Linked DNA regions of Mus musculus: region 1 is linked to region 2. The links are chromatin contacts, found by POLR2A ChIA-PET in ENCODE. All regions are on one chromosome and are shown on one strand. The core of a region is the stretch at or near the end of the contact, and the rest is flanking DNA. Distances in the headings are between cores, read along the strand shown. Region 1 holds the start of Nutf2 (nuclear transport factor 2). Region 2 overlaps Ranbp10 (RAN binding protein 10).

Region 1 (6,757 bases), core at 685-3,184, 61 kb before region 2:
TGAGTTACATCCCTGTCTCCAAAAAAAGTGTGGAAATAGCTGCTTTTAGTTCCAAGTGGCTCCTACTTCTTTGACCTTTTATGTTCTGTGGATAGTCCTTCCCAACTGCTTAGCTTAGCACACCAGGGAGTCTCTCCAGAGCCTATTGGCTAAGCCTTACTTCCATGTGCTTAACAGCTATAATAGAGATTAAGAAGCTGAGTCAGTCCATAGAAGGTAGGCCCTGGTGAGAGCTGAGCAATTTGCTTGTGGCCTTTGACTAGGGAGAATGACTGGACAGAGAACTGTACTGGAGGGGGAAAAAAAAAATCAAGTGAAAGCCAGAGCAACAGTACTGAGGAAATATTCAGGGAGCAGGGGGCGCTAAAGATAGTGGCTTTCAGCTTTCTGGCCCTAAGTCAGTCATCCTAAGAGACTGGGCACTCTGCTTGCCCAGGTCTCTGGGACCTCTTAGGCCTTTTAAGAACTGTGACACAGAAGCCAGCAACAGACCAGAGAATTCAACCTGACAAGAGATGCTTTCTGCCAAGTCCTGGGAGCTTTTCTCCACTAGTTCCTAATCATCACTCAAAACAGAAGTGCATTCTCAAAGCCTGCCTACTAGTAACTAGTCAAATACACTACATCTCCAGGAATTCAAGGTGATGGATGACCTGAGGTGCCATTGCTAAGGTACTTTCTCTAGACCCATCCAGCTTCTTGACTGTTCACAGGCAGCCCTAGCACACGTGAAGAGAAAGCAGACATCGTGACTTCTAGTTCTAGATCTACAAAACAACTTCAAAAGGCAAAAACAGTCTAAGCCAGTGCCATAGGCACAAGGCCCCTTCCACCTTCTCTGGGCTCAAAAACCTCAAGCATGGAGTCCATTTCTTCATGAATTAAATCCGACCTCATCACTTCAGTAAGGAGTCATCTTCCTGCTAACTCTAGGAGGTTCTAACGTACTTTAGAATTGGGCCCTGACTGAGAAATCTAACAAAAACACTGGAGGCTCACACAACCCACCCCAGAGCTGGAGTCTAGTCATGGATAAGATTGGAGCTGCCTCTCCAAAGATACTAGGTCCTTATTTTCCAGGACTAGCTAGAGGTAAAGTCCCACGAGGCATCCCCTCCCACCCCAGAATCCCTGCCCTTGTCCTCCATGCTGGACACTGCAGCACCGGTTCTACCGAGGTAGAGGTTAAGTTTCGTGCACTCCCAGCAGGCAATCAAGCAGAGAAGCGTTCACCTACATCCTAGCCGGGCTATGGTTTGGAACCGGGCAATGGTCCCAAGCCCCAGCAGCGGCAGGAGGGCCACCCTTACCCATGCTGGCTCTGGAGCGAGCTGGGTGGCGTTGCCCATCCCCGGATCTTCGCCGGCGGGTGGTGGGACGTGGGTCTGGGATCGGCCCGCCAACCTGCCTGCAGAGGTTGCAGGATTCGAGCAAGCCAGGCAAGGCCACACAGGGCCGGGCCCTGAGAGCTATCCTGATCGTCCGGACAAAAGAAAAAGATCTGGCCATCAGCCAAGACACAGGGTGGCCCGGACAGCCGTCCATCAGGCTCTCAGCATTCCCCGGGCCGCGGCCGCAGACAATCCGCGGTAGGCGGAGCCGCGCGCGACACATGGTGCGGGCCCCGTGCCTCTTCGGGCCGCCGTGGGGGTGTGAAGAGGGGAGGGGCCTCCCAGGGCCTCGAAGCAGAAGCTCCCGGCGGCCTAGAGCGCGGCTCCTGCGGCCCAGCCCCCGCCCCGGAGCGCTGGCCCCAACACTCACCCGTGGGGCTGGCACGATGGCGGCAGCGGCGGCGGCAACCCAGCGCGGTCTGCGACCGACTGTCCCTTCCCCCTTGCCTTCCCTCGCCCGTCCCGCTGCACTCAGGGAAACGTAGTCCCAGTATGCTCCTTATACGCCTTAGTGAGCTTAGCTAGAACTACATTTCCCAGAATGCCATTCGCAGAGGCGCAGCCACGGCTCGCAGCGCGGGAGGAGAGGCTAAGTTAGGGAGGGAGGCGGTCCGGGTGAGCCCCTGAGAATTGTGGTCTAGCGGAAGCCTCTGGAACACGGAGTTGGCGCCAGGCAAGGATCAGGTCTCGGTTGTAGCTGGGTCCCAGCTGGCTTGGCCCCGCCTAAGTGTATGTGGCCTATGGAGCCTGACCCCGCCTCCATGGGAGCCTGGTTTAGCTTGGAGCTGGCTGGCTTGTCCCAGCAGCCCCTCCCTAGGCCCCTAGTCCAAAGCCTACTCCCTTTAGGCGCCCTGGCTACCAGCTCTGCTCCTCTAGCATCAACCCACGGGGGCGAAACCCACTCCTCTCTTGTTCAATGAGTTAGCTGTGTCTCAGAGGAAGCCACTTATCCCAAAGTTGGTTGGAAGGTAACTAGGTTTTTATTGAAACTCTAAACACTCATCTAAGGTGGGCCCATAGTTGGAGAGGTTAACCTCACGTGTACAGAGAGGTATTTTTAAAAACAGAATCGTGAGGGTTTTCTTTTTTTGATTTCCAGGTTTACTTGTTTTGTTGGAGCAGACAGGGCAACTATTTTTGTTTGTTTATTTGTGTTGAGGAGGGATGAGCCACGACATGGGTGTGGAGGAGAGAAGCAGCTTTCTGGAGTCAGTTCTTCCACCATGGGGGCCTTGAAATCAGATTCTCTCAGGTTTAGCGACCCACGGAGCCAGCTCACCTTCCAACTTTAATTTTTATTGAAAGATAACTGGCGAAACGTAATTTTCCTAAATGGCCAGACTGTAAATAATCTTCCCACCCCTTCCCCTTTACTTTCAATATCCTTTTCAGTTTCCTGGGTGACACAAATATTTGAAGTAACGCCTCTCCGTCCCGCCTGTGCTGGGCAAATGGCTCTGCTACCAACCCACAGAACCACAGAAAAGGAAAATGGCTGCAAACACCCCTATCTTCCTAGTCAGAAGACTCTTTAATACTTCTGTTTTGCCCTCTTAGCCTCACCCCACCTCCTGGAGATGACTGATAAAACCAGGCTAAGCTTCTTGATTAAAGCCCCTGTCTAAACTGGGCAGTGGTGGCACGTGCCTTTAATCTCTGCACTTGGGAGGCAGAGACAGCAGATTTCTGAGTTCAAGGCCAGCCTGGTCTAAAGAGTGAGCTCCAGGACTTCCAGGAGACAGAGAAACCCTGTCTCGAAAAACAAAACAAACCAAAAAAAAAAAAAAAAGAGAAAAAAAATCCTCTGTCTATCCAGACCACTTTGCTTGGTCACTAAGAACTCCATGTTACCCTGTTGGCGACACATCAGGAGCCTGACCCCACCAAGAAAACAAAACACAAGCAAATCATGAGACAGGATGAAGGATCCAAGGAATGTTGCTAATGGGTTCAAAAGAACCAAGGTGACAGCATCTGTTCTTTGGAAGACCAGGAACTCAAGGACAGGCTGGAGAGAGAAGCCCCCATTCTAAGGGAAGGGTATTGGTTGGTAGCCTGAAAATACACTGCTGTGTTTTCACCACCTGATCACAAGCCAGAGCTAACCCTAAGAGGCCGATGTAGCTTCTTCCTAAACTGGGCACCTATACAGCACATACAGCAGCTTTCTTTTTGTTTGTTTATTTGGTTGGTTGGTTTGGTTTTTTTCTAGACAGGGTTTCTCTGTGTAGCCCTGGCTATCCTGGAGCTCACTCTGTAGACCAGGTTGGCCTCAGAAATCCGTCTGCCTCTGCCTCCTGAGTGCTGGGATTAAAGGCGTGCTCGACCATGCTTGGCTAATACTGCAGCTTTCTCAAGACCCATTTCCCAACTCAGAGCCAAAGGACAAAAAGGGAAGTAGACCCTGGTGTCTTGGGTTCACTCCAGCTTACAGTCATAGTCAAGTTTAACAGAGCCAGAGCCTAAGGAGGTAGAGTACACGCATGTCCCAACAGTCACAGAAACAGGTAATGTTAAAAGGCATCTACAGAGCTACAAAGATGAATCAATAGTTAAAGAGTACATCCTGCTGGGCGTGGGTGGCACATACCTTTAATCCCAGCACTTGGGAGGCAGAGGCAGTTGGATTTCTGAGTTTGAGGCCAGCCTGGTCTACAAAGTGAATTCCAGAACAGCCAGGGCTATACAGAGAAACCCTGTCTCGAAAAAACAAAAAAAGTCACTCAGGTCTCCCCATTAGCTTTGAGCTGAATTACTTACAACTACAGATAAAAATGCCATCTTACCTGTCCAATGTCCAATCTAAAAACTGAGGCAGCCAAACCAGTGTAGGGATTACAAACCAATTCCTTAATGCCCTCTGCTCACCTACCTCTTTCACAATGAAGGTATACGGGAATGAATGTATCTGTAACAAGTCGCTGGTGCCTGAAAGAGCCGAGGCTGCTTCTAGCTCTGGACTTCACTGGTTTGTTAATTACATCCACATGTGTTCCAGACACTACACGTCCCAAGAGGTGAGATAGTAAACAAACTTCAACTGTAGATGAGAATTCAAGAACGAAATTAAGCCCAGCATGGTGGTGCACACTTTTAATCTCAGTCAGAGACAGGTACATCTCTGAGTTTGAGGCCAGCCTGGCCTACCAAGTGAGTTCCAGACTACCCAGGGCTACAGAGAGAGACCCTGTTTCAACCCTTCCCCACCACTCCTAAAGGAAAAAAAACTATCAAGAATCTAGATGAACTCTGGGCATGGTGGCACACGCCTTTAATCCCAGCACTCGGGAGGCAGAGGCAGGCTGATTTCTGAGTTCGAGGCCAGCCTGGTCTACAGAGTGAGTTCCAGGACAGCCAGGGCTATACAGAGAAAAACCGTCTCGTAAAAAAACCAAAGGAAAAAAAAAAGAATCTAGAGGAACAAATCAATTCCCATTTCCTTTTCACCTTTTGGCTTAAAAAGTCAAGGGAAGGGATGGGAAGATAGTTGAGTTGGGAAAGTGCTTCCCTTGCAAGCATACCCATAGAACCCATGTAATACAAAAAAAACAAAACATAGGCATGGTGATGCAAACTTGTAATCCTAGCACTGAGAGGCACACACACAGATTCCCTGAGACTCACTAGCTGACCATGTGGCCTATCTCTGGGTGAGACCCAAGCAAGTGAGAAGACACCCCGCCCCACCCGCCCCACCCCACCTGCCCTTTCCAGAACTGAGGGCTGAACCCAGGGCTTTTTGTGCTTGCTAGGCAAGTGCTCTACCAATCAGCTAAGTCGCCAACCCCAAGTAGACCCTGTCTCCAGAAAAAGAAAGGGCTGTATAGAACCTCTGGCAGGCACCCCCTTCCTACACACATTGATGTATGTACACATACACAACAATCCAGAGAAACAATGATGGACAAACCAAGGCCTTTCGTGCAGCTTCCAAACTCTTCGGAGTGACCTGAACAAGGGACTTTATGAAGATCTATGTGCTTTATGGAGAAACCGGGTCCAGTTGTTTAAAGCATCTCTACTTTCTGGGCTAGCCTGTTCTTTCAAATAGGCCAATACCTATCTATATCCCCACATTTCAAGGACACTTAGCTTTAATTAAAAAAAAAAAGTCGAAACCCAAATAAAAACCTTACTTTTTTGTTTAATTTGTTTTGCCAAACAGTGAAAACTTCAGTCTAATTGTACAGAAAATAGAATTTGTAACCAGTAGCAAACATAACGAGATAAACCTAAGTCCCTGGTGAGCTGGATCTCCATCAGCAAGTCACCCAGAGCCCTCTCATAAATGACCTTCTGGGTAGAGAGGTCCTAAGAGACAGAGGCACAGATCAGCTAGTCCCCATCAGAATCACAGACTGCACCTGAACCGGGTAGCATGGAAAGGAGAAACGATGTTACTGAGATCTCTTATCACTACACACAGCAAAGCTGTCTCTGATTGCTGGCCAACCTGAAGAAGTGGTTTCCTCAAACCCACAGTCCCTTAAGAGTTCCATCTGCACCCCCTCCAGGGTAAGTTCCAAGTTCAGTGGTTCTGAAGCCTGTGTATAACCAGAATCTGCAACATAAACTGGGGAGTGAGAGACAAAGTCATAACTGCTGGTGTCACCAGATTCTGAAGTCCCCAACTCTTACTTCACGAGGAGACGAAAGAAGGTGCCAACTGACCAACTGGAGTCCCGCTGTCCTAAACCTCGGCACTGTCAACAGGAATACTGGGGAGTACAACATTTGCCTGAGGATTCCTTGGGCTGGAAGGAGTCACGAATTCTGCAGGTTTCTGGGGGGAACCATTCACATGCCGTGCTTCTTACGGATGACAGCCATGGCAAGCAGACGATCCTTCTCTCGAAGTTCTTCACGGAGCTTGGCCTCGGTGAGACGCAGATGGCGGATGCTACCCTTCATCTCCTTCATCTTCACTTCCATCAGGGCCAAGATGTCCCGCTGCTCGTTCAGCTTGCGCAGGAGCTCCTCCTCCGTGGTACCCGAGGACAAGGAGTACGAGTGGTCAGAGCCAGTGTCAGGGAAGCCCTCTTCCCCTACCACCACCAGCTGAGGGCCCAGAGTGCACTCAGCGGCCTCCAGCCCAGCCGTAGCAGCCTCTAGCTCTGAGGCGGCGGCAGCGGCGGCTGCCCCTTCAGCAGCTGCAAACTCGACTTGCACTGTGAGGTCGATGGGCTTCACATCATCTCCCGAGGGAGTCGTGGACACGGGAACCACGGATCCCGGAGCCTGGTTGCTGTCTACGGCGGCCTGAAGCGTAAGAAGCACAGCTGCAGAGGCAGACACCAGGTTCGGCTGCAACTGGGTGGTCTGGGCAGTGGAGGAGGACGGAGACGGCTGCTGCTGTTGCAGCTGCT
Region 2 (6,099 bases), core at 2,592-5,091:
TTCCAAGTACTGGTACTAAAGGCACGTACCACCACTGCCTAGCTTGTTTGTTTTGTTTTTTGTTTTGTTTTGTTTTGTTTTTAAACAAAACAAAAGTTATTACATTTTTTAAAAATTTACTTTGTATATATGAATATGCTTGTGGGTATACTCATGTTGGCTTATATAGGAGACAGGGCAGAACTTTCAGGAAGCAGGTCTCTCCTTCCATGTTTATTCCTGGAATTGGACTTGGGTTTGTGTGCTTGGAGACATGCCCGTACATTCTGAGACATCTTTCTGGCCCTTTATTATCTTTTTATTTTATTTATTTATTTTGGGGGAGTTTTTCGAGACAGGGTTTCTCTGTGTAGCCCTGGCTGTCCTGGAACTCACTCTGTAGACCAGGCTGGCCTCGAACTTAGAGATCCACCTGCCTCTGCCTCCCAAGTGCTGGGATTAAAGGCGTGCGCCACCACTTCCCAGCCCTTTATATTAATCTTAAGGATTATATTATTTCATATTTAGCCCGGGGAGGGACATTTGTTTTGAGAAGTACTTCTTTTTAAAAAAAGATTTATTTATTTTATGTATATCATTACACTGTAGCTGTACATATGGTTGTGAGCCTTAATGTGGTTGCTGGGAATTGAATTTAGGACCTCTGCTCTCTCCAGTCAATCCTGCTCACTTGGTCCCTGCTTGCTCTGGCCCAAAGAATTATTATTATTATTTTTTTAAAGATTTATTTATTTATTATATGTAAGTACACTGTAGTTGTCTTCAGATACACCAGAAGAGGGCATCAGATCTCATTACGGGTGGTTGTGAGCCACCATATGGTTGCTGGGATTTGAACTTTGGACCTTCGGAAGAGCAGTCGGGTGCTCTTACCCACTGAGCCATCTCACCAGCCCCCAAAGAATTATTTATCATTATAAATAAGTATACTGTAGCTGTCTTCAGATGCACCAGAAGAGGAAGTCAGATCTCATTATGGGTGGTTGTGAGCCCCCATGTTGTGCTGGGATTTTAACTCAGGACCTCTGGAAGAGCAGTCAGTGCTCTTACCCTCTGAGCCATCTCATCAGCCCAAGTACTATTTTATGTCTCCATTGTGGATAGTATTGGTGTTTGGTATAATACAGGTTTTTGAATTATCCATTCTATGAACATTGTATGCTAGGTGTGTAACACCCATGATAGGCACAGGCATGTTTAATGGAGGGAAGAGAGAGTAGTAGAGGTAGTGAATTCTGCTTCTCAGTTGTGTTTATCCTGATATTGATGACTCTACCAGGTGGATCTATAGTAAGGTCTATGCCTGTGAGTACATATATGTTTTCTGGTGGGGTGCCTGGTTCCCTAGAGGACAATCAGAATTAGTCAGTTGGAAGAAGGGTTTGCATTTCTTCCAAGACATGGTGATGGTAGTCTCCTCCTCCTCCTCCTTCAGGAAGCAGCTGGGAGCTACAGGATTGCTTTGTGTAGGCAAGATGTGGTCAAATTAATTCCCTCTAACTCCGTGTAGAGGGAGGTCCTACCAGAGGAATTGAAGCTGGGACTCTTGGACAGTAAGAACTTTCTATTCTCAGCTTGTGGAACTGTAGGCAGTGGTAGCCTGTGGATTACAGAAAGACTCTTCTCTCACACTAAGATACTAAATGGAAACATTTAGTCATGAGTGAACTGGGGCCTGAGGGTGTAGCTCAGTAATGAGGTTGTGGGTTTGGTCCCCAGCACATTGCCCGTCCATCCTTAAAGTGGACAGTTAGGTTGTAAATGTGTGTATATTGAGATAACTCAGTATGTCTGGTTTGGTTGAGCAGACTCCTGCTGTGTCATTGGGAGAGGTCCTTTACTTCAGTGCTGTGTGTGCAGATTATTTTTTCTTTCTGAGGGTGGTGATGGGAATTAAACACAGAGTCTTACACTTGCAAACTCTCTACTACTGACCTATTTCACACAGCCTATATAGACTACTTTATATTTGCTCGTTTAGAAAAACTTAGATGGGCAAGGGAGATGGCTCGATTGGTAAAGTGCCCGCTGCAGCAAGCCTGAGAACTAAGTTTAGATCTTCAGACCCATGTAAAAGCTGGGTGTGGTAGCACACACATGTAACCCCAGTGCTGGGCTGTGTGTGTGTGTGGAAACAGGCAGATCCCTGAAGTTCACAGACCAGAGACTATGTTTCAAAATGTAAAAGGTGGAGTGACAATTTTGGAATTTGGTTTCTTAAAAAAAAACACAGAAATATATGAATGTTTCGGTTTTTTTTTTCACCCGAAAGATTTATTTATTATATGTAAATACACTGTAACTGTTTTCAGACACTTCAGAAGAAGGCATCAGATCTCATTATGGGTGGTTCTGAGCCACCATGTGGTTGCTGGGATTTGAACTCAGGACCTTTGGAAGAGCAGTCAGTGCTCTTACCCGCTAAGCCTCCTCGCCAGCCCGAATGTTTTTGTTTTAATCCAAGTTATGAGATATGGACTGCTTCAGATTGTCCGCAGCAGGTGACTATGATTTGCCTAGTGATTTTTGCCAGCTGGAGATAGTACTGTGACTGTGACATTTGGAATTCTGGGGACTTTTCAGAGGGCATATAAATGCTAGAGCCTTGAGAGGCAGAGTCAGTTGGTGGGTTGTTGGTTGCTGTCGGTTGTAGTTTAAGTAGTGGTGCAAAAAGAAGAAACAACAAGAAGAAATTAGATATCCTGACTGTAAAGATCAAACTTGCCCCAAGGAACTCAACGCCCCTAATCAGCAGGAAGTCTAACAATAGCCCCCCTTCCTGACCCCGACTTTATTCAGGGATCTCTTTCTTTTCTCCATATCCTTTTTTCTCTCTTATCTAGGTTTAAGGGGTTGAAAGGTGGGAGAAAAAGGGTGGAGGGAAGAAGAACCCACAGGTAGGGAAATCTCGCTACAACATACATCCCTTCTTCCAATCCACCACACACATAGAAACAAGACAATGTGAAACAACAAAGCAAAGCAAAGCAAAGCAAACCACCTACGAGTCAGTACATTTTAGAGAAAGTCATTTTTGTTTTGTTTTGAGGGTTGTTTGGGTGAGAAATCAAAGCTTGTTGGGTTTGTGAGTGTGGGGTTTGCCCCTAACATGTGGTAAGGGCCTTTTGTGCTTTTGTTTGCAGGTCACCTGGAGATGGGTGTATGGATTATGCTCAATACGGAGGGAGGACTAGAAAGTGGGGCTTAGTCACTTCTTTCTGGGGAGCCATGGATATCCAGGTACCCGTGGGGAGTCACAGGAAAGTACAAGAACCTCACCAGGGCTGGGTGTGCTGGCACACATCTGTCAGGAACCGGAGGCTGGAAGCTTGTGAGTTCTCAACCAGCTTAGGCCCTTTAGTAAAATGCACTTTGCCGGGCGGTGGTGGCGCACGCCTTTAATCTCGGCACTTGTGAGGCAGAGGCAGGCAGGCGGATTTCTGAGTTCGAGGCCAGCCTGGTCTACAGAGTGAGTTCCAGGACAGCCAGGACTACACAGAGAAACACTGCCTCGGAAAAAAAAAAAAAAAAAAAACCAAAACCAAAACAAACAAATAAACAAACAAAAATTTTGCTCTTCAATTTAAAAACAAATAGTCAGGTGTGATGGCTCTTGCGTTCATCTCAGGAGAGAAAGATCTCTTGAAGCCAGCTTGGGCTATGTAAGTGAAACTCTGTTTTAGACAAACAGAAATACCTTCAGCATGGATAAGAACTGTGATCTGAGGGGTGCACTGAGCGCTCCGGCTGGTTGGAGGAGTTAGGTGCCCTCCCTCCTCATGTTCTGGCAACTCGCCTGGAATTGCTGGGTGGGGTCAGTGTCAAGCTGCCGCTTCAGCATTTATAAGTGGTAGCAGCAATACTCTTTCATCCTGAAAGAGGCCACTAGAATGAAAAGGATCACCCTTGATCCTGGGCCAAGGAGGCCCTAGAGGTTGGCCCCTGTGGGCTAGCTTTTCCAGTGTTGCAGGGAAACTTGTCAGGGCACGTGCCCTCATCTTCTTGGAGGTCTGTCTTCTCTAGACAGGCTGTGGGTGTCAAGTTGCCTTGCTCCCTTTGTTGTGGAGCTTCTGGGGAAGCAGCACCAGGTCTGTTTCCACAGGAAGCTTGGGAAGCTTTCCTTGTTTCCATTATAGCATTGTGTGAACAGAATTTTCCTTGACCCTCGCCCCCCAGGCCCTTTGCTCTTGGGGCTGTAGATAACCAAGTGGCCTCGTGTTCTAGGCTGTCTGTTCTTGGTGCTTTATGGGGGGTGTCTCATTCATTGTAACCCAATAATGCATCGTGCACATACTCTGTGATGGGCACTGAGTGTAGCCCTGAGGTAACTAGTCTCCCCTTCTGTGAAACTTGCCCAGTAGGGGAGAAACATGTAGTTGAGAACCCCACATTGGGCATCCGTGCTTTGAAGGGACTGATCAGGGCGGGATGAGTCAGGCCAGGGTTGTGAGATGACACGTGGTAAGGGGAGGTCAGATGGGGAAGAAAGCTGTAGGTAGAATAAAGATCCTGATAGAAGAGGTACAGAATTGCTGAGGTGTAAGAGGATGACTGGAGGCCAGTGGGACTGGGTTGTACGGTTGGCAGGGTCCAGTAGGGCGTGTGGATTGTCTTGGGTGTTTTGAGGAAGCCACAGTACAGGTTGGAAGGACAGCAACAGCTACAAGGGGACCAGTTAGAACCTGTCTCAGTGGCCCGGAACTTCATGAAGTGACCTGGACAGAATTCCTGGGGGAGAGATGGAAGCGGCTAGCTCTTTGGGAGGTGACTGAGCAAGCCCTAGTGCTTAGAGCAGTGGACAGTTGGACTGTAAGCTGTTTGTTTATCTCCAGAGAGTTGCTGACCATTGCTTGTAAAAATGAAGTTTGGGGTTGCAACTTACTTGGCAGAGTGTTTACCTGGCGTGTAAAGTTTCAATCCCTGGCACTGCAGAAGCCCACACATGGAGGATAGTTATGCAGCCTCTAATCCTTGCTCGCTGGGAGGGAGCAAATCAGTCAGAAAGTTCGGGTTTTCTTGGCTCTTTGGTGAGTTTTGAGGCAGTCTGAGCTATATGAGAGCTATGTGAGACACTGACTCAAATTTTTATTTTAACTTTTTTGTTTGTTTGTTTGGGTTTTTTGTTTTGTTTTTCGAGATGGTTTCTCTGTATAGCTCTGGCTGTCCTGGAACTCACTTTGTAGACCAGGCTGGCCTCAAACTCAGAAATCAGCCTGCCTCTGCCTCCCGAGTGCTGGGATTAAAGGTGTGCACCACCACTGCCCGGCTGTTTTGTTGTTGTTGTTGTTGTTTTGTTTTTTGTTAACTTTTTTATTTGTGTTTTTGAAGACAGGGTTTCTCAGTATAGTTCTGGTTATCCTGGAACTCAAGTTATAGATCAGGCTGGCCTTGAACTCATAGATCTGCCTGCCTCTTTCCCTTGAGTGCTGTCTTGCAAAATTGAAAAAAAAAATGTTTTTATTAATGAAACAGTGGCTGTTTTGATACTAAATCTTGGCGACATTGGAGCCTGTATCAAGTAGCTCTTGTGAAAACCAGTCAGAGAGGTGTTAACTTTGGAAGCCCACGTTAGATCTGTCTTGCTGCTTGCTGTTGAGAATTAGTTGGAGCTTGGCCCCTAATACTGCCTCTTCTGAACCTTGAAGGAGTGTTGCAGGCATGGACAGACACATTTTCTTTTTTCTTTTTTTTTTTTAAAGATTTATTTATTATTATATCTAAGTACACTGTAGCTGTCTTCAGACACACCAGAAGAGGGCGTCAGATCTCATTCTGGATGGTTGTGAGCCACCATGTGGTTGCTGGGACCTGAACTCAGGACCTTCAGAAGAGCAGTCAGTACTCTTAACTGCTGAGCCATCTCTCCAACCCCCAGACACATTTTCTTATGGCCCTGATCCACTTGAGTGTTGGAAACCAGACAGAACTAGTATGAGACTGACAGATCTTTCTCCTCTTTCCTTCTCTTCCCTGGACTCCTCACGTCTCTAAGTTCCTGTGGATCTCCTGTCTTATTCTAATGTGCAGTAGCTGAGTGAAGGGCCTATAGGAGTGGTGGCATAGTATTGGTCTTCTTTAAGAGGACCTCATGGCTTGTGA

What was found. ChIA-PET counts read pairs that join two places held with the same protein, here RNA polymerase II (POLR2A).
Region 1: POLR2A ChIA-PET joins it to region 2 with 12 read pairs in embryonic stem cell. The contact joins the promoter of Nutf2 here to the enhancer-like site in region 2. POLR2A ChIA-PET finds 5 or more read pairs at or near these places in 2 of 5 experiments (Patski and embryonic stem cell).

What each region holds. Positions count from the first base shown.
Region 1 is chr8:105,855,710-105,862,466 of GRCm38, reverse strand. Nutf2 (nuclear transport factor 2) reads right to left here and starts at 1,934. Exons shown (of 5, transcript NM_026532.4): 1 at 1,762-1,934. It overlaps Thap11 (THAP domain containing 11), which reads right to left. Exons shown (of 1, transcript NM_021513.2): 1 at 5,517-6,757. The coding sequence ends at 6,189.
Region 2 is chr8:105,797,358-105,803,456 of GRCm38, reverse strand. The region is part of intron 3 of Ranbp10 (RAN binding protein 10); the gene reads left to right. Among named protein-coding and RNA genes, the nearest start is that of Ranbp10, 27 kb to the left of the region's middle. Within about 2 kb of position 3,841, at least 1 of the 3 ENCODE cell types and tissues checked has a DNase peak (open chromatin) inside an H3K27ac peak, as active enhancers do.